Linked DNA regions of Mus musculus: all the other regions are linked to region 2. The links are chromatin loops, found by intact Hi-C in ENCODE. Cell type or tissue: left cerebral cortex. All regions are shown on one strand. Links, peaks and the distances in the headings refer to the core of each region. The heading gives the core; the rest is flanking DNA. Region 1 has its middle 6.8 kb from the start of Sh3pxd2b. Region 2 overlaps Fbxw11 (F-box and WD-40 domain protein 11). Region 3 holds the start of Fbxw11 (F-box and WD-40 domain protein 11).

Region 1 (10,380 bases), core at 1,607-9,606, 370 kb after region 2:
TAAGCACCCACAAGGTGCATCTGCGTCCTTGCTACCTGCTTCAGAACCTCCTTCCTTTTTGTGGCTGAATACTTTTTCATTGTGTGTTTCCTAGCCCTTCCTTTTCTTTATTCATATAAATGTGGTCACTTTGGCTGTTGCCACCCTTGGGCTATTGTGACTAAGGCTGCTGGGAATGTTGACATACAGATGTCTGTTCAAAGTCCTTACTCAGTAGTTCTTTAGAGTATGTTCTGGATTGCATGGTAATTCTACCTGGATTTGCTCATTCTTTTGTGGCGCTGCATGCCTGTCTTCCTGGTGGCAATTTTGTTTACTTATTTTATATATAGGAAGGCTCTATCTCATGTACACCTGTGTGCTGGAAGCAAGCATTAGATCCCATTACAGATGGTCATGAGTCACCATGTGGTTGCTGGGAATTGAACTCCGGACCTCTGGAAGAGCAGTCCATGCTCTTAACCACTCAGCCATCTCTCCAGTCTATCAGCAGCGCACAAGAGGCCCAGCTTTTTCCAAACACTCCCCCCTGCCCCTTACTTACTGCTTCTTCTATTGTTCTTGACCACGCCATCTCAATGGTGTCAGGAGTGACTCACTGTAGCTTTTATTTGCTTTTCCCCAATGATTAATGACAGGAAAAAGACCTCTGCTGTTTAAACTCTGCTGAATTTTACAAGGGGGTTAGTGCTTTTCTCTTGCTGTTGTGAATCAAGTGGGAGGGAAATCTCACTTAGTCCTAAGCTTGCTCCAGCCCAGCTATCAGCCTAACAGTATTTGTTGAGGTCTGTCTGTGAGCTTGGGGCTGGCCTGGCACTTTACTTACTAGGGTCTTGTCTTACTAGGGTCTCATAGCCCTGGGAGTTACAAGTCATCCTTCCTGTTTGCCGATGGGGAGGTTGAGGAGGTGTAAACAGACAGGTACTTCCCTGTGATGACGTTGCTGAGATGACATGACATTTGCAGAGAGTCTGACTCCAGACTTTGTGTTCAGCCATCAATCTGTGCCTAACAGGGCATGAGATTGGGCAAGTACCTTGGTCTTCTTATCCACAGGTGGCATGAGAACAGCCACAGTCTCAGAGGCTTGTCTGAGGGAGGTATCTCATGGACAGTATCTGTATTGTTGTGATTTTTCTACCAGGTAAACTGATAACAGCTAAACTCTCCCTTAAATCTCATTAAGTCTCAGGTTCAACTTTAATCTTGGTGTTGCCCAAACTCCATCCATGTTTTTTCTTACCCTGAACCTCTTTTAGCTCCTGCTCACATGTTCAGCCTCATTCCCGACCAGTCACCTCTCTCTTTTGGTGCTGGGGAGATGGCTCAGGGGTAGAGCACTTATTGAGCAAGCATAAAAACCTGAGTTTAGATCTCTAATCATCATATATAAAACTGAGTGCCGTGGCTCATATCTGTCAGCTTTCCACTGAGGCAGGGGACATGAGACAGACAGGTCCTAGTGGTTTGCTAGCCAGCCAGTTTAGCAAGTATGTGAGCTTCAGATTCAGTGAGAGAACCGGTCTCAAAAAATAATGGAGAGAGGAACAGAAGAAAAAAAAAACATGTGGACCTCTGGACTCCAATGTTCACACAGGCAAGAGCACTCTCACACATCTAGACATACAGGGAGACACCACACATGTCATAGTTAGAGTGTGTCCACTTGACTCAAAACCTAGACACCTGGGAAGAGAGAATCTCACCTGAAGAATTACCTCCATCAGATTGGCCTGTGCACATGGCTGTAGCACAGTTTCTTAACAGCTAATGGATAAAGAGGACCCAGCCCACTGTGGGCAGTGCCATTCCCTAGTCAGATGGGCCTTGGTTGCATCAGAAAGGCAAGGCAGGGGAGCTAGCCAGTGACCAGTGTTCCTTCATGGCTCTGCTTCAGTCTGCCCTGACTTCTCTCAGTGATGGTTAACCTGTGAGTTGGAAGATGAAACAAATCCCTTCCACTCCAATTTGGTTTTGGTCATGGTGTTTTATCATAGAAACAGAAAACTACTTAGAGCAACATACAAAAATCAAAGGGAGGGGGAGGTCGGCGAGGAAGCTCCGAGGGTAAAGATGCTTGTTGACAAGACTGATGACCTGCGTTTGACCTCTGGAAATCCTGTGGTGGAAGTAGAGAATTCTCTGAAGCTGTCCTCTGCCCTCCATACACGGGTTGTGACACGCCTGCACTAGTGTACATATGCACAGAAGCCAATGAACATTGAGCCAACAAGAGCAGCTCTGGGAGGCAACGCCCTCCCAACCTTAAGCTTTCAGTTTACCAAGCCAATACCCTTAACATCATTCCTGTACATCCCAGTTTAACCCTTAACACCACCGGCCAACTGGACTTCGGGCTCTTCCCGTTCTGGCATAATACTTAGCCTGTGAGAGAGGTTTATTATCCCACCTTCTCTTATGGGGTCTGCCTTAGGGTTTTACTGCTGTGAACAGACACCATGACTAAGGCAACTCTTATAAAGGACATTTAATTGGGGCTGGCTTACAGGTTCAGAGGTTCAGTGCATTATCATCATGGTGGGAGCATGGCAGCAATCAGGCAGGCATGGTGCAGGAGGAGCTGAGAGTTCTACATCTTCATCTGAAGGCTGCTAGCAGAATATTGGCTTCTAAGCAGCTAGGAGGAGTGTTTTATAGTCCATAGCCCACACCCACAGTGACACACCTACTCCAACAAGGCCACACCCGCTCCACACCTTCTAATATTGCCACTCCCTAGGCTGGGCATATACACACCATCACAAAGGCCTTCTCAGGTTTTCTCTGAAATAAACCTGTTCTTATTGTGCAGCCAACTCCTCAGTTTTCTTCTTTAAAATGTTCTCTCTCCCTCCCTCCCTCCTTTCCTTCCCTTCCTTCCTCCCTCCCTTTCTTTCTTTCTTTCTTTCTTTCTTTCTTCCTTCCTTCCTTCCTTCCTTCCTTCCTTCCTTCCTTTCTTTCTTTCTTTCTTTCTTTCTTTCTTTCTTTCTTTCTTTCTTTCTTTCTTTCTTTCTTTCTTTCTTTCTTTCTTTCTTTCTTTCTTCCCTCTTGTTGCTCTTGCAGACAACATGAGTCTGGTTCCCTGCAGTCATCAGGGATGGCTCATAACCTGAAACTCCAGCTCCAGAGGATCTGGCGCCCTCTTCTGTCCACTGTAGGCACCTGCATTCACACACACACAAAATATATCTTAACAGAAAAGGAGAAAAAGATCTTCTTTAGGGAAAGGCTATACCTAGACAGTTGCCCTATTTCATAGCCATCTGTGGTTTGCTGATTGGCACACAGTCTCCATGGTGCCCCCTGCAGGCTGGTGTAAGCATGCACTGAGGGCGCCCTCTGCAGGCTGGTGTGGTAGTGAACTGCTTCTCAGCACCATGGTTATCTCCATCATCATCATCATCTCCATCTCCATCATCATCATCTACTAAGTGTCTGTTTATAGGACTAGACTCAGACCTGAGGGATGCAGACTGCCTCTACATGGGTGTGTGCACATTCCCATGCATTCACATATTCAACACACACACACACACACACACACACACACACACCAGGCTCAAAGCTTCCTAGGAGCCAGATTGACTTCACTTGTTTAAAAACTTCCAGCTGCCTGCAGAGACTTGCAGAGCGTTTCTGAGTGATGCTTCTGTGATAGGCAAGACTGGATGCTTGACCAATGTGCCCTTGCTAGTGACAAACCAGCCTCTAGGCGGACTTCTCTGCTTTTCTGTCTCACAGAGGCATTTGGGAGTAGAGTATTGCCCTTGATTTAGGTCTGCAGAAGCCAGGGATAGAGCTTAGACTCCAGCTTTAGCTCTCACTGTTCCAGATCCCTGGTCCAGAAGGCATTTTGCAAACTCAAGTGCTGCAGAGCACAGAACAGCCCTGCTGGAGCTGATGGAGTGCTGTGTTCCACACGGCAGGATCATACAGGAAGGAGCACGTTCTGGAGGGGCATCTCTTCAAGCTTGAATGAGCTCCTGGTCCTTCCGAGATTCTGACGTCTGTAAAGCTGGCAGGCTGCACTTCTCCCAGTCCCTAGACTGAAGACAATCAGGCCAGGGAGGCTGAAGCCTGCTTTTTGTTGCCTTTTCAGCAGCAGCTTCGGGGAGGGAACTGAGCTCTTTTCTAGGACACAGTTGGATGGAGAAGGTTCAGAGAGGATCTCTCTGAGGTGCAGTCTGTATGCTTGTGTTCGTAGGGATGCTCATCACAAGAACAACACCCATGAAGGCTTGTGGTCCTCGTACAAGCAAACCATGCCTAGAGGAAGCTGGCTTAAGTAGAATCCCCATGCAGGGAGAGCCTCATGGGATGACAGGAGGCTATGTGGTCCAAGCAACAGGGAGAGACCCTGAAGCTTCTCTTCCATCATCTCCATCTTTCCTGTGGCCAAGTTTTATTTCCTTAAAGGGAGCACTGTTTACAATCTTCTCGTGCCCAGAAGTCTTCCTGGGATGCCCCTATCCACAGATGTTCTTCAGTGTAATTGGTGTCCAAGGCTGCCATGACTAACCCCCTCTGTGCTGCTTTCTTGTCTTCCCATCTCACGTTGTCCACCTTCCCCCCACTTTATAAAGAGATGTAACTGTTACTGTGCACCAGCTAGCTGTCATCTATAACAATGTAAATTCTATAGTCAACTGTGTTTCTAACATCCCTATACTGGTCCATATACAACAGGAAGTTAGAGGCTAGGTGCAGTATAAAGAAATGAGGTTGGTTTGGTTCATAGTTTGGAAAGTGAAAGGTCCAAGGTCAGGTGGCCCCCTGTGACGTCTAGTGAGGACATTGTGATGAGCAGCATTACAATAGTGGAAGTCCGCAGAACAGATTGTTGATGAGATGGGCATCCAGGAAGACTTGGGATGAACATCATGCTTTTGTATAGGATAAGTTGCCCTGGAGAGAACTAACCAGGTTGGAGCACTACATCAATCTCTCCTGCAGGTGGCGCCCTTCCGCGCGACTCACTCTTATGGACACTGCCTTGTTGGGAGTCATGCTTCCAGCTCACAGACCTATCCAAGCCACAGTGAGCCCAGCACATCTTCAGCGCATTAATTTTCTCCTTTCAGTGAGAAAACAGGAGCTAAGAGATGGTGCCTAGGGTCACAGCACAGGAGCATGCTTTGCTGAGATGTGAACTCAAACATCTCTGGCGGCCTCTGAGAAGAAACAAAGCTTCCTTTGAGGACAGGCGTGGGAGTCTTCCTGATATCATATCTCCCTCCCTCCGCTGACCAGTGGTTTCAGAGCCTGCTCTCTATTCTCAGTCAGGAGCGTGTTTAGCCAATAAAAATCAGATTGCATTCCTCACCCCCATTCTCCCATTGCTTAAATGTCCCAGTGACTTCCTGCTGCACGTAGGATAAAGTCACCAAGATTCTTAGAGCAGATTCTTAGGGATTAGCAGAATCTGGTTTCAGAGACCTGCTGACCTCATCTAGTTCCCTCCTCTGTCACACCTTCCTACACCCGCTCTGGCTTCTCTCTGTTTCATGAAATGGATCCCTTTATACATGCTGTTCACTGCTCGGAAATGCTTTTCCTGTCTTTAAAGCTTTAGTCTTCTCCTTCTGCAGACTTTCCTAATGCAGCCTCCGTCACCTCCCACACGCATTTTCTTCAGAGCTCTTGGCATTGCCGCCATCTCTTCATATATGACTCTCCAGCAAAATGTACCTACATGAAGATGGTCAGGCATCTCCCTTGCTATTATCCCCAGTTCAGCCCAGTCCCACAGGCCCTAGAAAAGAACCTTGAATAAATGGGCACTGCCTTTCCTGTGAGGAGAACAGGGGGTCTTCTCAGAGTGGTCAGCCACGGCAGCTGATTGGTAGATATTTACCAAATGAGTGGATAAATACAGATGTGGACAGGTAACGATCATATTGTTAGCAAAAAACATTTTGAGTTACATTTCAGTTCAATGAACACAGACTCCAAAGGCCACTGAGAGGCTAAACCTGGTGGCCAGTGTCTCCTTTACAGAAGTGGGAGACACTGCAGCAAAATGTAACTGTTTAATGGTGAGCATCACCTGCCATTGAGTGGCTCTTCTGCAGACAAGATGGCCACCTCTCCAGGTGGTCCGTGAAACAGTCCCCCAAGGAGCAACTGTTACTGTTTTGTAATTGTTCCTCAGTGCCTCCCACTCTAGACATTCCCAGGACAACCTAACTCTGTGGTTGCCTTATGGGCTATGCGTACTATGGTTCAGCCTTGTCTACTCAGCTACACTGCAGAAGAGCATGGTTTAAAAGTGCAGGTGGCTCTGGGAGCCCATTCATTCATTCACTTGAGCCATTTATTCATCATTCACTTGACAACATAATACTTGAGAACTTAATACCCGTCAAGTACTGAACAAGATGCTTGGGAGAGAGAAACAAGCACAACAGGTAGGGATTTTTTTTCTTTCATATTCTAACAGGGAAGGCAGTCAATTAGTAACAAGTGACAAACAGGGGACATGTCTCACCCATAGAGAGTCACCATTAGAGACAAAATAAAAGTGGACAAGGCATGCTGTAGGTGGCCAGGGTGACACTGAACCCCAGCATGTGTCTCTGAGCCAGATGGCCAATTCATGACCCTCAGTAATATGAAACCTTGGCCACAGCTCTTTAAGACTGCTGTTCAATAGGTTCGCCTCCTGAGAATCTGCTATTGGAAAGAGGAAGAGGATGGGTGGTAGCTGAGCAAGCAGGCATTGAAGATTCAGGAGATCCCCAAGTAGGAGTAGTATCATAGGGAAGAGAGACTGGGAGGTGGTGTTGGGCTCTGGCCCAAGAGTTCTGGCAGCAGACAGCCTGACCCTGAGACAGCCCAGCTCTGGAAGTGTGGGTGGATATCCTGAGGAAGGAAAGGGACTGTTGAAGAAACCGTGGTCCTGGGTCTGTCTCATGTTACCCTGCTAAGAGCTGGGTGGACACTGTGCAAGCGTGCTGTTGCTGTTGCTGGAGACTTGTTGGGGTAATCTTCTTATGCATGGTGTAAAGGTTATCTTGGTATCATTCAGATGTTGATTTCTGTACCAGCAGAGAGCTGAGTACTATCTGGACTTTGTACTGTTATTCTTATGAAACATCACCTGCCTTAGTATTTTGTAAACATTCTTCTGACTGGTTTAATAGAGAGCTGAATGTGTATAGCAGGGCAGAAGATGAAAGGTGGGAAATCTGGGCAGAGGTAGATACTCCTGGAAAGAAATCAGGCATGGGGGAGTCACAAGCCAGACACAGAGGAAGGAACAGGTGCCAGGACTGAAGGAGAGGTAATGGGCCACGTGGCAGATGGTAGATTAGAATAAACAGGCTAATTAAGTTATACGAGCTACTTGGGAAACAGCATACACTATAAGGCCTAGCATTCATAAGCAAATGTAAGACTCTGTGTGTCATTATTTGAGAGCTGGTGAGTAGACAGAGACAGTCTAGTGGTATTTGGTGCCCACTGTGGGCTCGAATCCATGACCCTGAGACTAAGAGTCTCAATTGATGTGTTAAGTTCAGTGAATGACACAGAGACAGGGATGTAGATGGAGCTTGGGTTGATGATCATGCTGGGTGACTGTGATGTCCAGGTCTTGGTCATCAGTGTCCTCCTCACCCACGTGGACGGGCAGCCTTGCCTACTACTGACTCAGCCTCAGGGAAGCAGGCCTCAGAATGCTTGGTCCAACCAAACTAGAATCTCAAGCGTGGCAAAGTCAAAGACTAGCAGAGGACTTAGGCTGCCTTCCTAGCACAGGACCATCAGACCAGCAGAGGACTTAGGCTGCCTTCCTAGCACAGGACCATCAGACCAGCAGAGGACTTAGGCTGCCTTCCTAGCACAGGACCATCAGACCAGCAGAGGACTTAGGCTGCCTTCCTAGCACAGGACCATCAGACCGGCAGAGGACTTAGACTGCCCTCCCATCACATGACCATTAGGCCATCACCTTCCCGTCTGTGCTCTGTGGAGCTGAACTTCTTCCTCATGTTTGATTGCTCTGCAGCAGCATCTCACTGAACAGTTCCAGCTGAGGAAGCTGAGCTTTATACTCTTGTTGGCCAGCACCCACCCTTGCCAAAAATATCATGATGGTTTGATCTGGTTCTAACCCATGCCTCTTAGAAATATGGAACCTGGGTCTAGTTCTTTGAGCCTATTGCTCACATGGAGTAGAAAATTATTTAAATCCTGGCCCAGAGTTTCAACTCCATCTTTGGTTAATGAGTTCCCAGATGAAAGACACACCCATAGCCTTTACATGTATAATAAGCCTTAATCAGCACAATCCCCTCCATGCTGATAGAATCTACTTTCCTATTGATAACTGTGAGTTATTACCTATCATTTACTATGTTCCATCTGGGATGTTCTTAACTCCAATCGGGCAGCCTCCAGGACCACACTCTCTTGACCCTCAGCCCATGGCGGCTTTTTCTTCCTCCCCTTCTGCATGTTCATTTTCCTCATGGTCCTTCTCTCCTCGAGCCCACGAAACCTAAAACCCCACCTATGTCTCTCCTGTCCAACTATTGGCTGTTGGCATCTTTATTCACCAATCAGAATTAACCTGGGGTGGGTCACAGGAGCTATGTGCAGACTCCAGGTCTTGGGGGCCAGCACTTAGCATTAGAATAAAAGACAAAACCTGAACACACACACACACACACACACACACACACACACACACACACTACCCTATAGCCAAGTGAAATTGAGAAACTAGAGAACTGTTTGGTGCAAACAAACAACCGAAAAAAAAAAAACCCTAACCAACCAAACAAACAAACAAAAAACACCTGACTGCAGGTCTGCAGAGGATACTTCAGGTCTGCAGGGGACACTTCAGATTAGTAGCTGCTTTTCCTCCTCAAATGCCATGTCCACTTTGGTGTCAGAGGTAACAGCCTGGTGCTCAGGTGGTTGAAGGTTGTTATGTCTCTGCCCTGGGTGTGGCAGGATTTAGATCCACACAGCCCAGCTATAGGGAGAGTGAGGGGCTTCCCAAAGTGGGGTTTCTCTTTCCTCCAGACTTAGTTCTTCCTGATCCCCCACTTTATCCCTAGGGTTAAACCTCCACAGGGGTCACGTGGGACAGTTATCTCTTGTCTGGCCCCCTGAAGTAGAAACTTATGGTTTCTCTGGAAAGCCAGTTGTATTGGTGCTTCGCTGGGTCAGACACGTGAAGGAACATTTCACTGAAGCAGACACAGGTGAAACCATGTTTCGCTAAAGCAAGCACGTGAAAGGATGCGTGATAAAGGTTTCTTCGCTAACCAAAGGCATGTGTTGGTTCACCTTACACCGAGTAGCTGAGCTTCATTTGTTGTGATTCCATAGAGAGAAATGCGCCAGAAAACTTCTGGTGGTGTGCTGGTGGCTTCTTGCCGCTTCTGTGAACTAGGGCCAGTTGGCAGAGTGATGGCAGCTGCTACAGACTCACATGGAGTTTTGCTAAGACAGACTCATGTGCTGAGGCAAAACACGTAGTGAGGACACGTGATGTTTGGAGGGAGTAAAAATAGGACTCAACGGACAGTGGTGGGGCTTGCTTGGAGAGCCAACTGTGCAACACTTCTTGGTCTCCAGTTATTGAGAGAGACGTGGAAGAGAACTTCTCCTGGCATCCCTGCTGGTCTTAATCCCTCCTGCTGACTCATGCTGGTTTGGCTGAGGCCTGTCTGTTCCTGCTAGGTCTTGCCATTGGTGTGGATTTGTGTTTGCTATCCTGACAATACTGAACTAGACTGCTGGCATATCTGTGAAGTGTTTGTGAGTGGGTCAAGCTGCTGCTGCTGATTCTTGTGAACTGAACCTCTGATTTCCTGACAGAGCAGATGAGACTTGCTCCAAAGAACAATTTCTAAACAGGTCCACTTCCCTTGTATCCTACTAACCTTTCTTTTCTACTACCTCTGGTGGGTGGTGGGCTAGAAAGGAAGTTAAAGCATTTGCATTTATTAAGAACCCTTATTAAAAGTAGGGTTTGAAAAATCAAAATAACAGCCCTGATAGTCAGCCATCTGTTTAAGTCCACCAGATGATGAAATTTTATATATATATATAATATATATGTATATATATTATATATATATATATATATATATTTTTTTTTTTTAAGCATAGTACAGTGGAGCCAGGAGGCAAGGACTCAGGAGAGTAAACAGCACTTTCCCCATTTGGTTTCTTCCCCAGCCCTGAGCCTTAGTCACCTCCTTCCCTAGCACTGACCCTTAGTCACCTTCACTCTCCAGCCTCACTTTAAATATGTATATAATATACTTTAATCACACCCTCCCCTACTAAACTTTCTTGCCCCCTTCTTCCCCTTCCTGACAAGTCCTTCCTTCCCAGCAAGTCTCCCCCTACTTCACACTC
Region 2 (10,380 bases), core at 923-8,922:
AATTATCACTTTTTCCACTGAACCAAAAGGAGCCAGAGACCACAAACATTTTCCACTTTTCTTACACTGACAGGTACAATGTTCACAGTAAGCATTTTTAAAAAGTCAAGACTAGAGACAGTTTTTTTTTTTTTTTTTTTTTAGAACTAATGTTTTTCACAACCAAAAGTTTAAAATGATTGTCGATCTTAACAGTGAAAATCCAAACTCCAGATACTTACTGAATGACTGGACACTGAACTAGCAGAATGACTGAAAATGTTCTCCATCTTATTAAACCTACATTAAGTGCGTGCAGACATCTTTTCCCCACAATGCTCTACTAGCATAGGCCTGGGAGAAGAACTAATGCCAGGGTTAGTCCAAGTCTACTCTTCACAAACACAATCAGCTGGGCCAGCTTGTCCTTCGCTATTAGATTCTCGTGTGTGAAATATACTGACATATGTATATATGTTCAGATCAAATCCTGTTAAAACAAATAGCATTTTAACAGAAATATTTCCATGTCCCAGCCAACAGTCCATTCATTTCATATAACATTCAATACCACAAAATTCCACGTTAAAAGAGATATGGACAATGCCTTAAAATTCGCTGTAATGAAAACTGAATTGTTCGCAATTATACTAACCATATTTATATACATAACACATGTTCATCTGTTCTGCCCCTTCTCCAAGGCTGTGCACACCCCACACCCCTGAAGGGGCTGCTGGAAACCATCAGGGGAACTTCAACAGTGCCACCTTGTGGCTATTCTCTAAACATAAGGGGCACTTGCCCACATCTAAACCATTTGGAAAGCAAATTAGAGAGAAGAAAATAAAACCAAAACAAGAAAAACAAACAATCAGCAGATTTTCTTAAGAGAATGGAGGCTTGGCCTCATTCGTTGGTCGTCACTGATGAGGAGCAGTACAGTCAGCAACTTGAAAGACTTCCCTGACCTTTCTTGGTGCAGAACAATGGCAGGGCTCTGGAGTTCCAGCAACACAGAGGAGGCACACACAAGAATCCATTCACCTAGACTTTTCTCTCTCACAATGAAAGACCCTTCTTCTCATCCTCCATCACTAAACGTGAATTGAGTTACTGTCCTGGTGAGGTTTTTCATCAACTTGACAAAGGCTAGAGTTATGAAAGAAAGCAAACTCAGCATGCCAGTTGGTAGGCAGTGGTCCTCGTGGTCTCTGCTTCAGCTCCTGCCCTGGCTTCCCTCAATGGAGGACTGCAGGCTGTAGGATGAGATAAACCCTTTCCTTTCTAAGTTGCTTCTGAACATGATGCTTGATCACAATAGACAACAAACAAAGACAGTTATGATCCACTTATTTAACATTCATGATCAACTTAAGGACTCTCCCAGAGTAATCTTAACTGAGTGATTTCATCCTTTGTGCTAACTTTGAAGCGATATCTGTCCACCATCATTTTACAATAGCACATGGCAAACAAGCCAGGTGACCCGAGGGAATGTCATCCAATTTCTCTGATCCTTGTCATTTTATAATCTGCCTAATGAGAAACTGGACTAAGCAACTAAATGTTGTAATTCTGGATGGAAGGGGTTTCTATTTGCTTTTCTAGAAGACAACTAATGGAAGACGGGACACTAGTCTGTCATTGAAAGATCAGCAGAGTCAAGCTAACTCTCAAATATTCTTTATACTCTCAGTGTAGAAAACAAACTCATAAATTCTGAAAGAAGAGTGAGAAGACATTAGAAGCTTCCTTGTCACTTGTAATCCAAGTTCCAGGCTAGAACTACAGCTCAGCCAGGTCCTCTGTGTGCTATGAAAGAAAGCACCATCAGCTGCAAACCTGTTGTTCCTGAGGCAGGTCTGTTGCAGTAGTACTGACCCATCATGGGAGGCTCCTAGACCTGTACTGGCATGGCATGGCGGCAGTAAGCGCTACAGAACCAACATTCTCTTCACAAGTCAGAGCTCTACATCTTACCAACCAAACTGAAGACAAAGTAAAGACCTTCCATGAGAGTGATGGGTGCAGGTTTGCATGTCACACAGTCTAATCGTACCACAACAGGTTAATGTCTACTATGGAGTCAGGGGATGATGGTTTATCAATAGGTTCCCCCATGAACACAAATGCAGCAGGACAATGACAGTACAGATGCTGTGCTGTGGGAGGCATGGGCACAGGTAGGAGCATAAGAGTTCTCTGTACTTTTTTTTTCTTAAAGACTTTGCTCAGGACTAAAACTGTCATAAATACAAGTAACACTTAATCAGAAAACTACCCATAAGTGCACATGCATGAGAGAGGATGGAGGGGCTTCACTAAGGAGTAGACAAAGCAGTGTCAACAAACGTTAACAGGCTGGAGAGATGGCCTAGAGGTTAAGAGCACTTGCTGCTCTTGAAAAGGACCCAGGTTGATTCCCAGCCACAGCGGCTCATAGCCACCTCTAATTCCAGTTCCAGAGTACCCAACACTCTTGTGACCTCCATGGGCACACAGATATACATGCAGACACTCATACGTAAAATAAATAAATTGAAACAAAAAAAGAAAGGAAAAAAAAAAACATTAACAAAGACACATTACCAGTTTCCTCGGTTTCTTGGCCATTGCCTAAGTATCACTTCAGACAAGGGGACAATCTCAACTCTTTGAGGCTTGCCAAGATTCAGACTTAAGGAAAAGTAGACGTGTGTGTGTGTGCGCGCGTGCGCACATGTGTGCACATGTATTTTGTATGTCCTCTGGCTGGCCTCAAAATAATCCCCCCATTTTAACCTAACAAGTTTTGGGAGAACAGGCATGAGTTGCCATGCCTCGCTCCATACATTCTTAAAATTACATGTAAAATACAGATTGTCTACATACCAAAATTAAATAGTGTATCTTTAAAAACAGAAAAGCAACTAAATAAAGCAACAGCATTGACTAATACGCAGCAAGATCAATCACAAAAGTGGCCTTTGTTTCCTAAAAATTCATCTACTCTATCTTACTACATGGCACTTGAGGAAGGATTAAAATCTAACTACAAATACAGTGGCTGTCCAGAAATGGCAACTCACAGTGTACACACTCATTCTGCCATTCACTTCACAGAGCACACTTGGCACTGCCAGCACTGAGGGCTAGGCACCACACACTGCCCATCAACCGTGAGAAGTGCAGTTACCTACCTGGTAAAGCAGTGATAAAGTCCCGCTGCAACATGGGCTTCAGGTAAGAGTTAATATGTCCATGCTGATAATGACACATCCGTGAGATAAGATGCTCCACAAATTCCACCTGATCTGATTCAGACCACTGGTCAAAGTACTTAATGCACAAGTCCTTTTCTTTCTGGTAGTTCCCCTCTGACGGCCTCTTTCTGGAGACAATCACAGATGACGTTCCATTACTGATCTGTTTTGGAAAAACAAAGAAACAATAATTAGCTAGAAAGGCATGTAATCAATTTCATTAGAAATTTCTTTTGTCCTATGGATTTAGCCTCAAAATACCAATTTGAACCTAAGTCAAATTAAGCTCTTTTGTTCATCCATTTATCACACAATTAAAATGCATTGAGGGCCCATAGCCTCAAATTAACAACCATAGTAATTACTGAAGTTGCAGCTGTTTGTAAAGATGACCGGTGCCTTAGCTCACTATTCCCCATTGCGTACCATACCACCTCTCCAGCATTAGAAAACTCATTTGGAGATGATCATCTTAGAGGCACTAAATGCCCAATTTGATAAGCCAGCATCTAGTTGGCTAGTAGTAATCTGTCTCCACGTCCTCAAAATTAAAAGTTAATGTCTCTCTTATATTCAAGATATTTCCGGAGGTAGGGTATAGGGAACTTTCGGGATAGCATTTGAAATGTAAATAAAGAAAATATCTAATAAAAAAAAAAAAAAGAAAAGAAAAAAGGAGGAAAAAAAAAAGATATTTCCAAGACATCAGGCCTGAAACCATGGACCCAAACACTACATACATATTTCTGCCTTTACATACATATATACATACATACATACATACATACCAATGATAAAGCAGGGCTTATAAATTATGCATAGCAAAAATATTGACAATAACAAAATACTTAAAACAATATAGTACAATATGTACATATGTTCTCCCTACCTACACTTGTGAAATTTTTCATTTAGTGTGTTTAGACTGCAGCTGACCATAGGCACCAAGAGCAATCAAAACCAGAGCAGGGTTGGTTCACACACCTGAGCAAGCGCTGGAGTAGCTGAGTGCCTGGTAACACAGATTCGAGCTCCATCTGTCTGGATGAGAGCCTCAGAATCTGTATTTTAAGTTTCCAAGTGCTGCTGAGTCTGCTAGACCAGACTGCATTTTAAGGGATCATACTGAGACACCCCCTCCCCCCCATCTAAATAGAGGAGAAGCCTAAAAGTAAATCCATCTATAAAGCTTCATTTTCTCCTAATAGTTTTTTGTTTTGTTTTGTTTTGTTTTTCGAGACAGGGTTTCTCTGTGTAGCCCTGGCTGTCCTGGAACTCACTTTGTAGACCAGGCTGGCCTCGAACTCAGAGATCTGCCTGCCTCTGCTTCCCAAGTGCTGGGATTAAAGGCGTGTGCCACCACGCCCGGCTATTCTCCTAATAGTTTTGACCCTTCCATATTACTTCAGATGGTTAGTAACTGCTGGCCAAACAACAGAAGACAATGTCCAGACATATCTGCATACTCACAACCATGTACCCATATACTCCCCCATCACCATAACAATAACAGTCTACATCCCTAGATTCAAAGCCACAACCACTATAATGCTATTTAAAAGCCACATCAGGTCTTTGGTTTGGTTTGGTTTTTCGAGACGAGGTGTCTGGCCCTGGCTGTCCTGGAGCTCACTCTGTAGACCAGGCTGGTCAGAGATACACCTGCCTCTGCCTCCTGAGTGTTGGAATTAAAGGTGTGTGCCATCACCTAGCCACATCAGTGTTTTGTCATACCACTGCCAAGCCATCTGTCCTCTGATAGCCTATGTGCATACACTAACAGAAAGTAAGACCCTAGAGGATTTTCAGACCTGAAGAGGTGAATTACAAATGTCCATTACTTCCATTAGAAACTTGTTCCCAACATCTTACAAGGAATGAAGAGCTCTTGTTAATAGTATGCTCTCATATTAAACTAGACCACACACACACACACACACACACACGAGAACCTCTGTAAACTTCAAAGGAAACTTCTGACCTTCCTTGACAAAAATAATTTCAGTTTCACATCTCAAGTATGCTTTTATTTCTACATTTACAGCAAGGTCAGAAAGCACTCATCTTCTACTTAATTTATATTAACCATCCATTTCCACATCTCCATGTCATCCCCAATTCCCGGAATGAGGGATAATTTAATTGGCCTCTGTTACCACCAGAGGGCAGCATTGAACAGGCATTCTAAAAGTTCTGTTTGTTGGAAGACTCCTCATCTACTTGCCTCAATAGAAGAACTTAAGACAAAGTAAAAACTCATTGCTATGATAAATATCAGCAAATATAAAGGGAGATATATAAGGGGATCTTACATAAGATATCAAGTATAAAAGGATAAACATAAAAGGAGATCTCAATGCTATTTTAAGCATAACAGTATCACAACATTGTAACAGGAAAATATAAGTGTCTAATTACAAGCATTGGTAATGCAAATCACAACTTATCTTTCTGCACAGCAACACTGCAGTGTAGCTGTTGCGGTCCAGCTTTAAATACAGTGAGGCTGGACTAACCACTGACAGCTTTGAAAATAATGGGAAGGAGCAAAGGCGAGATATGCAGGGTTTTATGGTGGTGTGAGCACAATAACCAGGACAGAATGAGGCTGCACACGGCAACGCCAACTGTGGAGTCTCAAAGACCCCATGTGCTCGGCCTCTCTTACTCCACCCCTACTGACAATTCCCCAGAACCTCTGCGGTCACAACAGGTTAAACAGAATGATGGTGACAGCCTACACCTGTGCCCCGCTTTCTAGATCACAGTATTCCCACATCCACTTTCTCATTTACCATCTAGTTTCCACTGAGTAACCAACCAATGAGGAGATGAACAGATGAAGGAACCTGGGTGCTAAGGCGCTGGGAGCCACAGTAAACTAAAGGTCACAGTGAAGAGCAGTACAGCAAAGCGGTGCAGAAGGTCGCGCATGTTCCTCTTACACATACATAATGTTCAAAAAGACAAACAGGCACTTGTGTGCTTAGGAGTGCATTTCCAGCTACTATCCCAGACCCCGTGGCCCAGACAAACCCTGCAGCCTTGCTGCCATTATTTCACCTTGGTCCACGTCATCTTACACTTGCTGGGCGTGCACTATTCTAGCTAACTAACCTACTTTATAGTTTTCAAATGTGCCCAGGTCACTTTTTTTTCCTTTATATATACTGTGCCTTTACTCATGTCCTCACAAAGGAAAAAAATGCTCACCAGCATGCTTAGTGAAAACACTAAACCATGAAGGTCTGTGTGCTCCCCAGACACCCACCACAAAGCTGGGGAGATTGGGCAGGAAAGTGAGAGAGCCAGGAAAGGAGACTGATCTGAAAGGAGACAGACCCTCATAGGGAGAGCAGGGAGGAGGGTGGGCTGCAGACAGAGAAAAACAGCAGTCTACACTTGGCTCTAAGCCTCCACCATCCCCGTGATGGAGGATTTCCACACAGTCTATCTTAGGCCACGAAGTTGGTATTTCAGGATACTGCCTTTTTGGAATCTTCCAGAAAACTCCAAAGTGCTTTACTAGCAGTAAGGATACTCCCCAGAGGGAACGGTGGACAAGCAGGGTGGCTTCTGAATCTGGCAACCCTATACAAAACAGAGGCTGGGTTCTGCTCTCGGTGAGGACATAAGGAAAGGCAGAGCTTTATCTACAGTCATCTGCTAGCTTATCATGCCTACCTGCCAAAGAGCACTTTTCTTTGGGGACTCATCTTCATTTTGATCTTCCATAACTGAAGTGTTCTAAAGGGGGAAAAACAAGTTATTTGAATTATGCCAAGTTCTGCAAAACCTAAATGACTACAAGACATAAACTTTGAGATCCCAAACTAGAGTTTAGGGATACAAACCCAAGAACTCTGGCTTGTTGCTCACACACACCATGCTGGGTCAGGAAGCTATCCTCCTAAATCAATAGTAAGCATACAGTCTTCACTTACAGAGCCTGGGCATGAAGCTTGTGGGGTAACCTTCATCATCACTGCTGTTCTATGGCTTGTGGCAGAAACTCAGAGACTCACAAGTTCCCAATAGTTGCACACAATGTCTCCTAGAACGTCTGCTGTTCAGTAATGCATCCCACCCACCAGCAATTAAAGAGACAAGGCCTCCCTCCCACTTGCTCCATAGCTGATCTGGGGAATGGCCTTGCCTTGCCATCTCCCCCAGCAAGAGTAGATGACTGCCCCAATTTTCTCCCTCAAGAAGAGGATGCTGTTGGTCACTAACAGTCTGACTTGCCTTTGGAACACATTTTCTTTTCTTTTTTGTGTTTACTACACAAAGAAGTACTGTGTAATTATCCCTTTGGTAACCTAGAGGCTCAACAGATGCCCATTAACTGGAGATTATACATGACTGGGTTTTCCCTTTTTGAAGCTGCTACCTAACAGCTAAATGGAGCCTTAATGAGAAGGGGAAGTGGGTGGGCAGTGCTCGGAAAGGAGCGACAGACACCTCACTGGCAGCCAGGCTGCTCTAAGGTTCCATCCCAAACCTAGAACTCTTTTTTTTGGGGGGGGGGTGGTTGGGGGAAGGTAGGGGAGAGAGGGTTTCTCTGTGTATCCCTGGCTGTCCTGGAACTCACTTTGTAGACCAGGCTGGTCTCAAACTCAGAAATCCGCCTGCCCCTGCCTCCCGATGGGATCAAAGGTGTCCGCCACCACCACCCAGCCCCAGAACTCTTAAGATGGAACACAAAACTTAAACTCCAACATCTGCTCTGCAGTGTTTTTGGAAGGTCCATTACGGCTCTATTAAAATTACCAAGGGAGCCAGGCAGTGATGGCACACCTTTCTTTAATCCCAGCACTCAGGAGGCAGAGGCAGGCAGAGTTCTAGGCCTGCCTGGTCTACAGAGTGAGTTCCAGGACAGCCAGGGCTGCACAGAGATACCCTGTCTCGAAAAACTAAAGGAAAAAAAATTTCCAAGGGGATCTCTGTTTACATCTTCAGGAATAACCTTTCTCAAACTGCCCACTTTTCCTTTATCCTTTAAGTTCTAAAATGTTTGGACTCAACCCAGAGTACTTCCCAACAGAGCAATGGACAATCTGCAACAGTTGACACGAGTCAGCACTGAATATGAGTCACTGCTGTCTATGTCAATGACACACAATAGGCGAACCAAACCGAGACACTGGAATCTTAACTTGGTCACTCATTGTGGGACCTTAGGCAAATGAAATCACTCATCAAATGGTGGGCCACAGGGTGTGGTGAGATCAAAGAAGCCCTTCTTCCCTACTTTGAGGACACTACTTCCAAGGTTTCCTTTGCACATGTTTACAACGTCACTGTCCTGGGCAGAGCAGAATGGCTGTGGAGGGAAATTCTTCCTTAATAAAATCTTAAAAGTCCCAGAATGTCAAGGCCAGTGACAGAGGACAGGAGAAAGGGGGTGTGGGGAACAAGCACTATGTCCTAGTGCTCAAAACCAAGGGCAGCAGTGGGCAGTCCTGAAGCAGAAGACAGGAGAAGTGAACACAGATCTACTGCATCTATGATCTGCTGGAGCACATGAAAGGGCCAGTACTGTAGCTCCAAAGCTGTTGGATCTCCATGACGCGGGGCAACAACAGGACATCTGAGAGAAGTCCTGGTGAGGTTCCAGTATTGATGGTGTAGAAGAAGCCAGAGGCCTTAAACCAGACCAATGACTCACTGCAATGAACATTTGCAAGCAAAGATGTATGCATAAAAGGCTACACTGTGCGACACTGTGACACACTACAGCTTCCATGACAAGATGGGGTTTTTTGTTTGGTTTGTTTGGGTTTGAGTTTTGTTTATTGTCTTTTGGGTGGAGGTTGCAAGGGCAACGGGAAGATATGAAGGACGACAAATGGGATTGGTGGTACATGATGTGACATGCATAAAGAATCAATAAAAAAGTTAAATAAAAAGAATGGCAAGGAGACAGAAGCAGGCCTGGCCACACAAGGAGAGCACGGAGAGGATGAGAAGTCAAGTGCAAGCAGAGAGCCAGAGTCCTTGTGACACTCATAAGGCCAGTATTATAGTCTACGCTAAACCCTCTGCAATCTGGACAGTATCTTGGTTCCTTACTGCCGGAGTATGGCAGTGACCTAAGCATTGTCATGTTTTTCACTCAAGAAAGAAGCAAGAATGTCTGAGTTCTGCAGACTACACTAGTAATAGCATCATCACAGTGAGAGGTTTTAATTCACCTGTTCCACAATAGCAACGGCATTATTTATACAACTGAGAGGAAGGCAGCTCTTGTGAAGAAATATCAACTATTCTCTTCATGCTAAATTACAGAGGCTAAAAGTGTATATACTTCAGTGAAACCCTGAGGGCCAGACTAAACCTGGCCCCTATACATTTCCCAGCTTCTCTTATACACATTTGAGAAAAGCTACAATAGAGACCACCATTCAAGCTATCCTGATGAGGCTGGGTGTCATGACGTCTACTCATCTCTACAGATCAAACATGGATCCTCATTCTGCTAGAAAGCACCTGACCATTGGACCACATTCCCAGTGAATCACTTCTAAATGGTATTTAATCCTACATGGCATGAGAGATGACTCGGGGTCTAAGTAAGTTTGAGAAGCACTGTCTATGTACATGAGCACACACAGTCACCTTTACATTCTGTAAGGAACTAGAACTCTTGAGTCAGACCTAGTTAGTCAGACTTGCTTCCCTCAAGCTAGGGTGAACAGCCCTCAGTAGTAATCTCTGCTAACAATAGCTCAGCATGTCTCTAGACTTCAGACAAACAGCTCTGACTAAAGAGAAAGGGCAGTTTTGACAGTCACAAGCAGAAGCCACTTCTCCGGCATCTTTCTCAGTCCTCTACATAACATTACACTCGTGCATGCACACCCACCCACCCATCCCATGCGTGCACATATTTTTATATTACTTCTTAAATACCCACAGGTACAAGGTTTGGGTGGAGCCAAGGTCAGTTATACTCATCCAAATTGTCAGGTGAAACCATGGAGTCAGCCCATCTGAGAGGTGAAACCCCCAAGTCCCAGAGCTCCTGGGAAAGGAGGATTCTTTGAATATCCACGCACCTTCCTCACTTCCTGCCTGCTTGTAATCACTTCTTGTCTCCTGTCTGCCAGAGCACAATATGCAAATGAGTAAAAATTTAGACCCTCCTTTTCTGAAC
Region 3 (10,380 bases), core at 744-8,743, 68 kb after region 2:
AAGGTCTCTTACAGTGGGGAATGCTTCAACAGCCAATAACTCAGTAGAAGTGTAACTAGGCAAGTTTTGTTCATATTCATGAGGCAGAATTATCATCCTTAAACTTCTGTAAAATTGTATTTGCTTATTTTCGGGGATGGGGGTGACTTTCCAGAGGTTTCTTCTCTTCTTCCTCTATGTGAGTCCTAGGGAATGAAACTCAGTATTTAGGCACCTTTGCCTTTTGGACTGTGTCCTTAAACTGTTGCAGCTTTTTGCTGTCTTTTCATGGGAAGAACTAGCCACCTGTCTGTCAATCTGCAGCTTCCTAAGGAATGCCTGTACATCAACTCCTGCTCCCAACTCAATGTGATGCATAACGCAGTTTGCATTCTTTCCACTGAAATCCACCAAACCAGACACACAGCCTGGTAAGCTCTGAATATTTCCAAAATGGATCACTGCTCTTCTATCTCACTCATAATAATGTTGATTGTTACAGGGAAGTTTAGAAAACAGGTCCATAAAGTTGCCTCAGCACTAGGCCAGTAAAGCCATGAAAGCCAGAGGACAATTAAATTATTCACTATCAGCAACTATAATTCATTGTCTGTTTCAAGAGTTCATTTACTACCTTGCTGAGGATGGTAGTACAGATCCATAATCCCAGCACCTGGAAGGTAGAGGAAAAAGAGTTGGGAGTTCAAGGCCAGCCTCAGCTACAAAGTTCCAGGCCATCCTGGGCTACACAAGACCCTGCAAGAGGACAGGGAGCTGGAGAAAAGAGAGAATATATTAAAAAGAGGGAGATGGGAGACTGATAAGAAGAGAGAGGCATAAAGGACAGAGAGAAAGGACAAAGTGGGGAGACAGAGAATCTATGTAAGGTTCCTGTTAAGGTCAGTCCTAGAAACAGAATGCCAGGACAGAAGCACCTTTGGTAGACCAGGCCTCAAGTAGTCACAAAGGTAACAACTGGGTTTTGAAACTTCACTGTTCTGTCACCATCTTTCTCCTCCGACTATCCCCTAGGATAGCTAGGGACAGAAGCAAAGTGTATACTATACTAAATAGATGTAGTCTCTACTATTAACATTCCACAACCAATATGAAGTCATTTTCAAAAGAATATTTTAAAATATAACACAATAGGGTATGTTGATTATAATTGAAACCTGTCATAATGAAAAGCAGGTATCAACAATTTGGAAAAACTGTAGCTACATACCTTATAAATGACTCAAGTAACACTGCATATGCATAGACACAGTAAATCAGATCTAACAATGCAGGTCTAGGCACTACAACTTTTGTTAGTTTAGGTTTTTTGAGACAGGGTTTTTTGTTTGGTTGTTTGGGGGGGGGTTGTTTGTTTGTTTGGGTATTTTAGGACAAGCTGTGTAGCCCTGGCTGTCCTGGAACTCACTTTGTAGACCAGGCTGACCTCAAATTCACAGAGATTCACCTGTCTTTGCTTCCTGAGTACTGGGATTAAAAGCATGTACCACCATGCCTGGCACATTTTTTTTATTATTACATTTCTAAGAATCCTACATTAAATCCCTTTTATGTCTTCACTAGGTGACATCACTTCAATTTAATGGCAAATATCATCACACAAAATCTAAACACCCATCAGGATTTTACGGACGCTAACTAAGCATGTGCTCTGCCACTGAGGTGCACCCCGGCACTCAAAACAAAACTTTCTTAGTTATAAGCTTAGAAAACCAGTAAATGTGGACCAGAGTATTTCTTTAGTCATATGCTAGAAGACCACGCCTGGGGTTAGTTACACTGTATTTCTTCTAACTCTTGAAAAAGAAGACATTGTGTTTCAGTATGAAGAACTGGTCACTATGAAAGCAGATACACTGTTTATCTTTAAGAAGATGGAACATGTATGAAGACACTTTGCCAAAATAGAGGTCATTAAGATGGCTCAGCCAAACGCACTTGAACATACATGCCTAACAAAATGAGTTCAAGTCTCAGAACCTAAGTAAAAGCAGGAGAGAAACTTTACAAAGTTGTCCTCTGACCTCCTCCACATGCCCACTGTGGTGCATGTGTGAATTCTCAATAATACATAAACAACTTTTTTTTTAATTAGATATTTTCTTTATTTACATTTCAAATGCTATCCGGAAAGTTCCCTATACCCTCCTCCTGCCCTGCTCCCCTACCCACCCACTACCACTTCTTGGCCCTGGCATTCCCCTGTACTGGGGCACATAAAGTTTGCAAGACCTAGGGGCCTCTCTTCCCAGTGATGGCTGACTAGGCCATCTTCTGATACATATGCAGCAGAGACACGAGCTCTGGGGGTACTGCTTAGTTCATATTGTTGTTCTACCTATAGGGTTGCAGACCCCTTCAACTCCTTGGGTACTTTCTCTAGCTCCTCCACTGGGGGCCCTGTGTTCCATCCTATAGATGACTGTGAGCATCCACTTCTGTATTTGCCAGGCACTGGCATAGCCTCATACGAGACAGCTATAACAGGATCCCTTCAGCAAAATCTTGCTGGCATATGCAATAGTGTCTGGGTTTGGTGGCTGATTATGGGATGGATCCCCAGGAGGGGTGGTCTCTGGATAGTCCATCCTTTTGTCTTAGCTCCAAACTTTGTCTCTGTAACTCCTTTCATGGCTATTTTGTTCCCTATTAAACAACAACTTTTTAAAGATATTTTGTCGCCAGGCAGTGGTGGCACACGCCTTTAATCCCAGCACTTGGGAGGCAGAGGCAGGCGGATTTCTGAGTTGGTGGCCAGCCTGGTCTACAGAGTGAGTTCCAGGACAGCCAGGGCTACACAGAGAAATCCTGTCTCCAAAAACCAAAAACCAAAAAAAAAAAAAAAAAAAAAAAAAAAGGTATTTTGTTAAAATAACTATCAAAGTTTCCCAAACTGTTATAACCAACAATTCGATTCTGAAAATGGAAAAAAGTCCTCAGAACCTGAAGATAAAGTGACAGAATTCCTTTCAACACATACAACCAACCAGAAACTTCCAGGTTTAATTTTCAACAATCCAGTTCTGCACATTGTGCAGAGTCCAGCAGACATGAGACTCTGTATTTTATGCTACTATACTTCCATTTTAAAACGTGTACCTCAGCTCCCTGGATAACATCATCCACAGAAACCATGAGGCTATCCAACAGACTTTCAGTATCACCATTTATTATTTATAGCATTAAATGGGGGAAGTGGCTCTGATGTCACCAACCCTACCCAGTGGAATCACTGACTCAATAAGCGATTCACACTGGAGAAACTCTGACGAGGAAAACATCTTGCTAAGTTCAGCAGATCTTTCACCTTTTCTTAATACTGTGGAGCAGATACTAGTTGTTACTATATCAGTAGAGATACAAAGAAAACTATCAAGGTTTTCACAGGAAGAAGCCCTTTGTATGTTCATTTGCAGAGGCTGATTTCCTCCCCAACTCTCCTGGGCCCAGTTTGATTTCCCTCACGTTCAAACTGGCAGGTAATACCAGTCAGCCATACTTTATTTCTTCCGCCAATGAGCAAATCCTTCACTTTCCCAGACTCAGAGTCCTGTTTCCAAAAACCTTTCTAGCACCAAGTCTGAGGTCAGAAACGGGTTAGGGGTGTCCGGGGAGACCTGACCAGGCTGGCTACCAATGGTTCCTAACAGTACAGGGATCGCTGCTTATCCGTGGGCCAAGAAACCCCCCTCCCATTTTTTATTATTAAAATAAGAGAGGGTGGCAGTGATGAGCGCGACCTCTTCTCCCTCCCCTCTCATTTCCCAAATGATAAAAGTTATGGTTTCCCTTTCCTGGGGGATGGAATTCAAGAGTACCTAGGGCCTTGCTATACAAACATCCTTCACGGCAGGGTAGGAAACCCTTTGTCCAAGAAGCCTGACACCGCAGGGGCCCGGAAAATAGGCCCCTTATCCGGAACAGCCTCAGACTCGTAGGCACCCCCAACATCCCAGTCCAATGGGGCTATCCTGGCATCCATACAGCGGTAGCTTGGGGCGAGGGTGCTGAGACCCACCCCTACCACCCACCCCACCCCACCCCACCCCACCCCCCGCGCCTAGGTTATGGAGGCCGAAGCGGCTCCAACTGGTCTCGGACTCCCTTCCACCACCATCACCCTCAGCTTGAGCGAGGCTGGGAGGCGCGATGCAGGCCCGGCCAGAGGAATCCAGGGAAGGGAAAAAGAAATCCCCTTCTAAAAACAGAGTGTGATGGCAAGGCAAGAGTGAGCAGTGGCTCCGGCAGGAGCGAGGCTGGGGCGCCGGAGACTGGCCGGAGCCCGGCAAGGAGGGGGTTGGGGGAGCCGCGGGGAGTGGAGGCCGTGCCGGCCCAAGAGCGCGAAGCGTCAGCAACGAGCCATAGCAGGGGGGCGGCCGGGCCCAGGCGGCGGGGAACGAGGGCTGGCCTGGCGCGGACGCCGGGGTGGGCAGGCCCCCCGGCCGCCGGCCGGCCGGAAGAACTGAAGGCCAGTGGGCCGCACTCACCATGAGCTCGATGGTCTTGTCTTCAATCACCGAGTCGGGCTCCATGGCGGCCCCGGCGGCCCCGCCTCGCTCTCTCCGCTCAGCAGCGATCGGCCCGGGCGGAGGAGGCGGTGGCGGCGGCGGCGGTGGAGGCAGCTCTCGCACCCACTCTAGCTGCCAGCCCGCCCGGGCCGCCCGCAGCTCCGCCCTCACCCTCGGCCGACGCAGGACGCACAGCGAAGACTACAACTCCCGGCAGCCGCGGCGGCTCGCGCAGCTTTGTGGGAGCAAGAAGCCGCTTGGTCCAATCTGCCGGCTTCTGCCACCGGAGAGAGCACCTAGGGGAGCGCAGGGCTGTGAGTGCCGGACGTGCAGAGCTGGAGTATCTAGGGCTTGCTCGCGATAGGGCCTCGCGAGCGCCGCGACTACTTGTCCCAGAAATCCTCGCGCGCGAGGTCTTCTTCCGGTTGGTCGTTCCTGACTTCCTGGCAGCCCGTAGCCGCACGGACCTGGACGGAAACTCCGAGGCAACTCCTCACTTGTCGGAGATCTTTGCAGTGCGAGCGAGCGATCTCCGCACATGCGCAGTGGGTGTCTGCGGTGCCCACTAGTCGTCTAGGCTGCAGCGCTGCCGTTCCGTGTGTGTTGCATTTGGTAGGGACAGATGGTGGAGACAGGTGGGTCCCAGGTTGCACTAGGAAGTGTGGGAGGGGGCCCGCGAGGTCGAAGACACAATTAAAGGAAGATGGGCATCTAAGAGTTTGGAGACTGAGCTGGGAAAGCGGTGTGTGGAGATCTGCCACACTGACTGGGAGGAGCTGAGCCATGAGAAAGAAGCTATACATTTTGAAGACACTTTTTTTTTTTTCCGAGACAGGGTTTCTCTGTATACCTGGCTGTCCTGGAACTCACTTTGTAGACCAGGCTGTCCTCGAACTCAGAAATCTGCCTGCCTCCACCTCCTCAAAGGCGTGCGCCACCACCGCCCGGCCGAAGACACTTATTTTTAAGCATTCAGTTTCTACTAGTACTGCCCTAAGCACTGGGAATGACCGGAGAGACCTCTGTTCTTATTCAGCTTAATTCTAGTGGGAAGACAGCAGACATTGACTAAGAGTTAGAAATGATATGAAGAAACGCATCTAGAGACTTCAGAGAACCTCTAACTCCTTGTGACTTCCAAGTCTGTCAATACCCTCGAACCAAAAGCCCCCAGGAACACGCTGATAGTTGAACAAGGTGGGTTTTTTCCTAGCTGAAGTAGAAATGAACATACACCATGATGAAGCAGGGACGTCTCAGTAAGAGACCTTAGGTAATGTAGAAAAGGATTTGAAGGGGCTTTGGAGCAGATACTGCCGGGAAGTGGGGGTATAAGACTGGGCACCTCAGCCTTATCTATGGGAAGTTATATTAGATTAAAACTAATCCAGTAATTGTTGACAGCCTCTCCTGTTAGCCAGATTCAAGTGTTTAGTCTTGTAGCTGTGTTTCAGGGACTTGGACAATGTCCATGTTTTATCTGTGTTCACAAATGATTATGGGGTGGTCTTGTTTTTGTCTTGATCCATAAGCTAAGGCCACAGAATGGCCTTGTCTAATGTTGACGGACTGTTAAGTTGTTTATGTTTACAGGAGACCTGGCAGTCAGAGCTGTTATAAAGTGTCTCAAGGGCCTGGCTCATTGTACCCAGCCCACTTCACAGTAGCAGTGCCTGCTTGCCTGCTTCTCAAGTTTGTTTCAATTCTTTGCCCCTGTAAAGAGGATGACTTAGTACTCTAACGATTCCCAGGGAGCAAGGCATTACAGTAATCTGTATACATCCACATCACAGTGTAAATCCCCTGCAGATAGACTTTGAATCTTTATCTAGTGGCTTTCACCAAGAGATTGAAAGAAAAGCAACTGGGAAAAGCCCAGAATTGGAGTTACTGCCAATACCTTGCTGTCTGGTTTTCCCCAAACTCTCTTCCCTTTCTGGACTTGGGACAGTCAGAAGTGTAATGAGGAGGTTAGGTTAAATGACCTTTGTTTCAGTTACCTATTGTGACATAACCATCCATTCCAAGGCGTGGTGGCTTAGAATAACAATGGCTTATTATCTTATACAATTACGTAAATTAAGCAAGCTCATCTGGACCAATGTGATATATATATCAGCTGAGGTTACACATGGGGCCTCCCAAGCTTCTGGAGGGTGGCTCAAAAAAGGGCAAGAGCCATCAGCAGATGCTTATCAAGGTCTGACTGCCGCATCAGTCAAAGCAAGTCCAAGCCCATATCGAGTGTGGGAAGTTCTATGGATACTGAAAGACTAGTCTATTAGGCTTCACCAATGCAGCCAAGACCTTGAAAATGCCAGGACCTTTCATACACTATAGCATGTAGGGGCCACAGGATGAGTATGAACCTCCCATGTGTTTGTCTAGCCTAGACTACCACATTCCTTGTTTTAAAAATCTTCACATGTTGAGTGTGGTAGTACACGCCTTTAATCCTTGCACTCAGGAGGCAGAGGCAAGTGGAGCTCTGTGAATTGAAGGCCAACCTGATCTGCAAAAGGAGTTCTAGGACAGCCAGGGCAGTTAACCAGAGAGAAACCGTGTCACCAAAAAACAAAACAAAACAAACAACACACACACACACAAAAAAAAAACCCTCTGGCATATCCATAACCTGAAGGTCCTGGGTTCAACCCATAGCACTGCCAAAATTAATCAGTTAGAAGTTTCACACTTTTGGAGGACTAAAGAGATGGACTCAATGGCTAAGAGTGCTCCTGGAGACCTGAGTTCAATTCCCAGTACCCACACTAGGAAGCTCACAGCTGCCTGGAACTCCAGTTCTGGAAGAACTGATGCTCTCTGGTAGTCTCCGCAGGCACACCTGTGCACATACCTCAACACACACAGAGTTAAAAAATAAACCTTAAGGCCGGGTAGTGGTATCGCACGCCTTTACTCCCAGCACTTTTGAGGCAGAGGCAGGCAGATTTCTGAGTTTGAGGCCAGCCTGGTCTACAGAGGGAGTTCCAGGACAGCCAGAGATACACAGAGAAACCCTGTCTCGAAAAAAACAAACAAACAAATCTTAACTTTACATTTTAATTTTAATTTCTCTGACTTTTAGATCTATATGATGACAGTACTCAGTGGCTCAGCATCCTCTACCTTCCTTTCAGAAAGTGTCTCTATATAAGTAAGCTTCCACCATTCCCATTACTCCTTGAACTCAGTCCATTTTTTTTTTGCTGCTGTATTGAATATGTGAGAATAGATGACGTGTAAAGAAACTAAAGCTGGGCAGTGTCAGTGCACCCTTTAATCCTAGCACGTAGGAGACAGAAGTAGGCCAAGCTCTGTGAATTCAAGTGAGTTTCAAGATAGCCGAGGCTACACAGAGAAACTCTGTCTAAGGGGGGAAAGAAAGAAAAAGGAAACTGGTTTAGTTCATGGTAAGAGCAAGGTGCCAGCATCTGCTTGCCAGTGCCTTCCCTAGGTCATTGCAGGCAGTGGTCATCACATGGCAAGATGCTATAGCAAGCTAACCAGAGAAAGCTCACTCCATAGCCATGCAACTCCCTTATTAGCCCATTAATCTATGAAGGGGTTAAATGACTGATGAGAGTAAAATGACCTAACCCTCACAATGGGGACTCGTTTCAACCAAAGCTTTGGTGCCACATTCACACCATAGCAATCTGCATGCTTCTCATTTGAATGCTAAATCCCTGGGGATATCTGAGTTTGCAACCCCTGGCATCAAAAAAGCTCACAGTTTCCGTCCTTTAATTAAAATCATATGCCTCATGAAAAGAAAAAGAAAACTAAAATTATTGGCTTGGATTCCAAACGCTCAAAGAGATTTTTAAAAAGCATGTTTATGACAGAAGACTTACATAAGCTGAGCCAAGGCTGACCTCCTTGCTCTGACCTCTTAGAAAGAACCCGGGTGTGCAGGGATTCTTATTGCTTCAGGCTTGGTGCTAGCTGGTGATCAGATCTGATCATAGACAAAGGCCGAAGAAAGTCATAAGGCAGTTTCTGTCCAGAGCTTCAGACAGCTCTGGGCCAAGGTTTACAAGGCGTGCTGACAGTGAAGAGGTGTGGACCAATGACCCTCAACATGATGATGAGGTCTCGCTAGACATCGGAGTGTGGACCTCAGATGACCATGCCAGGAGGTGCATACCACACATAGTCAGATGTATTCATTTATCTGCAGTAACCTATATGTGTGCCTGTTAGCAGTTGGCTCCAAGCCCACACACCTTGCCGTCCTTTGAGATGCTGGAGCATGCAGACTGTGCTTAACTTCATGAGCAGAGATCACAGGTGTGGCAAAATGAAGGGGCTCCTGGTCCTGCCTCTGTTGTACCTTCTTTCCTATTGCTTTGGTGACCCAAGCAGCAAATGTACTACAGACTGCCTCACAGCGTTCATTCCACCCCACTCTGTGTGTGTATGAAGGGCTGGGGTGTCTGTCTGCCTGCCTGCCTGTCTGAATGATGTGTGTTCATTCTCTTCCTCTGTGTGTGATGTAGTATACAAAATAAATTAAAGACCACTCAGCCCCTTCCCCCTCTGAAGGGACTTTCCAAACTATACTAGCAGGCCAAGTGCAGAGCCAGATAAGGAAGCTGGCCAACTAAACAATGCTGAAAAAAAAAACAAAACAAAAAAACAAAAAACATAAGGGCAGGCAGAGTAAGGGACTAAGCCAAAGGTATGCAAACCCTATGCAAACCAACCAATGTCTGAAAGGGTTACTTGCTACACCAATTAGAATAAGCCAGCTATCCCTGTTGCCTAAATCTGCCCCTTACAAGGTATAAAAAGTGTGTTCTTTGTTTGTTTGGGGTCTCTCCTCTTGCCTGTGTGCTGAAGGGGGTCCTCAACGTGTTGGATCAATAAAAAAAAAGATGTCTTACGGTTTGCAGTGATGTGGGTCTCTGTGGCCTTTGTGAGTGAGGGTCAATATCAGCACCACCACCCCCAGCTGAAGTGATCTGTTCAGTGCACCTCAGTATGTCACCAGCTTCCCAGCTACGCTTTGTATTTTTTCAACAGAGAACAGAGCTTGCTACTCTTGGATTCCTGACCCTCAGAGACTTTATGAGGTCATGTTTGTTCTTTCCAGACTGTTATGAAGTAGATGTCACATAGTGCAGATAGCTGGGGGTCATGGGAGCCAGCTCATCTAAACAGTCAACTCCATGAGATCACTTACAATCTAACACAAAGTCTTGATACAATTTATGTCTTTCTCTTTTTTGTATATTTTTATTTATCCGTTCTGTATGTGTTATATATACATGCTTAAATAAAATAAAATGGGTAAATAAAATAAATGGGTTTCCCTAATACCTACAGTTTTTAAAGCCTTTTAGGTCAGTGTGGTAGCACATACCTACACTTAGTTACCTTGGAGGCTGAGGCAGAAGTTCCATGCCAGCCTAAGCAACATAGTGAGATCCCTATCTCAAAAAGGATCGAAAAGAAGCCAGGCAGTGGTGGCGCACGCCTTTGATCCCAGCACTTGGGAGGCAGAGGCAGATTTCTGAGTTTGAGGCCAGCCTGGTCTACAGAGTGAGTTTCAGGACAGCCAGGGCTACATAAAAAAAAAAAAAAAAAAAAAAAAAACCCTGTCTCGAAAAATCAAAATCAAAACAAAACAAAAAAGAACACAAGAAGAAAAGAAAATACCCATCCTTCCACCAGTCAAATGGTTTCTAGTTTTTGTTGTCAGCCACATCAGAGGAGGACAGAACTGAGACTGAAAGAGACTTACTAAGAGTACCTGGATATGGCAGGCCCACGTTCCAAGAGTTCCAGCTGTGTAGAAAACAGGCAGGAAGACTGCATGAGCCCCGGAGCCTGACACCAGCCAAGGCACCACAGCACAATCCCATCCAGG

Evidence for each region. A loop is a pair of places that touch in the nucleus more often than their neighbours do. Peaks named below come from ENCODE experiments on the same cell type or tissue, not always from the same donor. Only the 100,000 strongest peaks of a DNase experiment are listed, where the experiment ranks them.
Region 1: it touches region 2 in a loop (2.4-fold over the local background); 4 of 42 quality-filtered maps call a loop at or near these places.
Region 3: a loop joins it to region 2, with 3 times the contacts of the local background. A loop is called at or near these places in 18 of 42 quality-filtered maps.

The regions. Positions count from the first base shown.
Region 1 is chr11:32,335,872-32,346,251 of GRCm38, reverse strand. No RefSeq gene overlaps it. Among named protein-coding and RNA genes, the nearest start is that of Sh3pxd2b, 6.8 kb to the left of the region's middle. In left cerebral cortex, for the core only: CTCF peaks have their summits at 3,236 and 4,946 (motif pointing right); DNase peaks (open chromatin) are centred at 5,002, 5,566, 6,765, 9,491 and 2 more places; H3K27ac peaks cover 2,033 bases.
Region 2 is chr11:32,704,779-32,715,158 of GRCm38, reverse strand. Fbxw11 (F-box and WD-40 domain protein 11) reads right to left here. Exons shown (of 13, transcript NM_001271347.1): 3 at 3,162-3,387. Among named protein-coding and RNA genes, the nearest start is that of Fbxw11, 67 kb to the right of the region's middle. In left cerebral cortex, for the core only: a CTCF peak has its summit at 5,368 (motif pointing right); DNase peaks (open chromatin) are centred at 5,381 and 7,227.
Region 3 is chr11:32,637,040-32,647,419 of GRCm38, reverse strand. It overlaps Fbxw11 (F-box and WD-40 domain protein 11), which reads right to left and starts at 4,865. Exons shown (of 13, transcript NM_001271347.1): 1 at 4,485-4,865. The coding sequence starts at 4,529. In left cerebral cortex, for the core only: a CTCF peak has its summit at 5,076; DNase peaks (open chromatin) are centred at 3,254, 4,306 and 4,919; H3K4me3 peaks cover 2,724 bases; H3K27ac peaks cover 2,135 bases.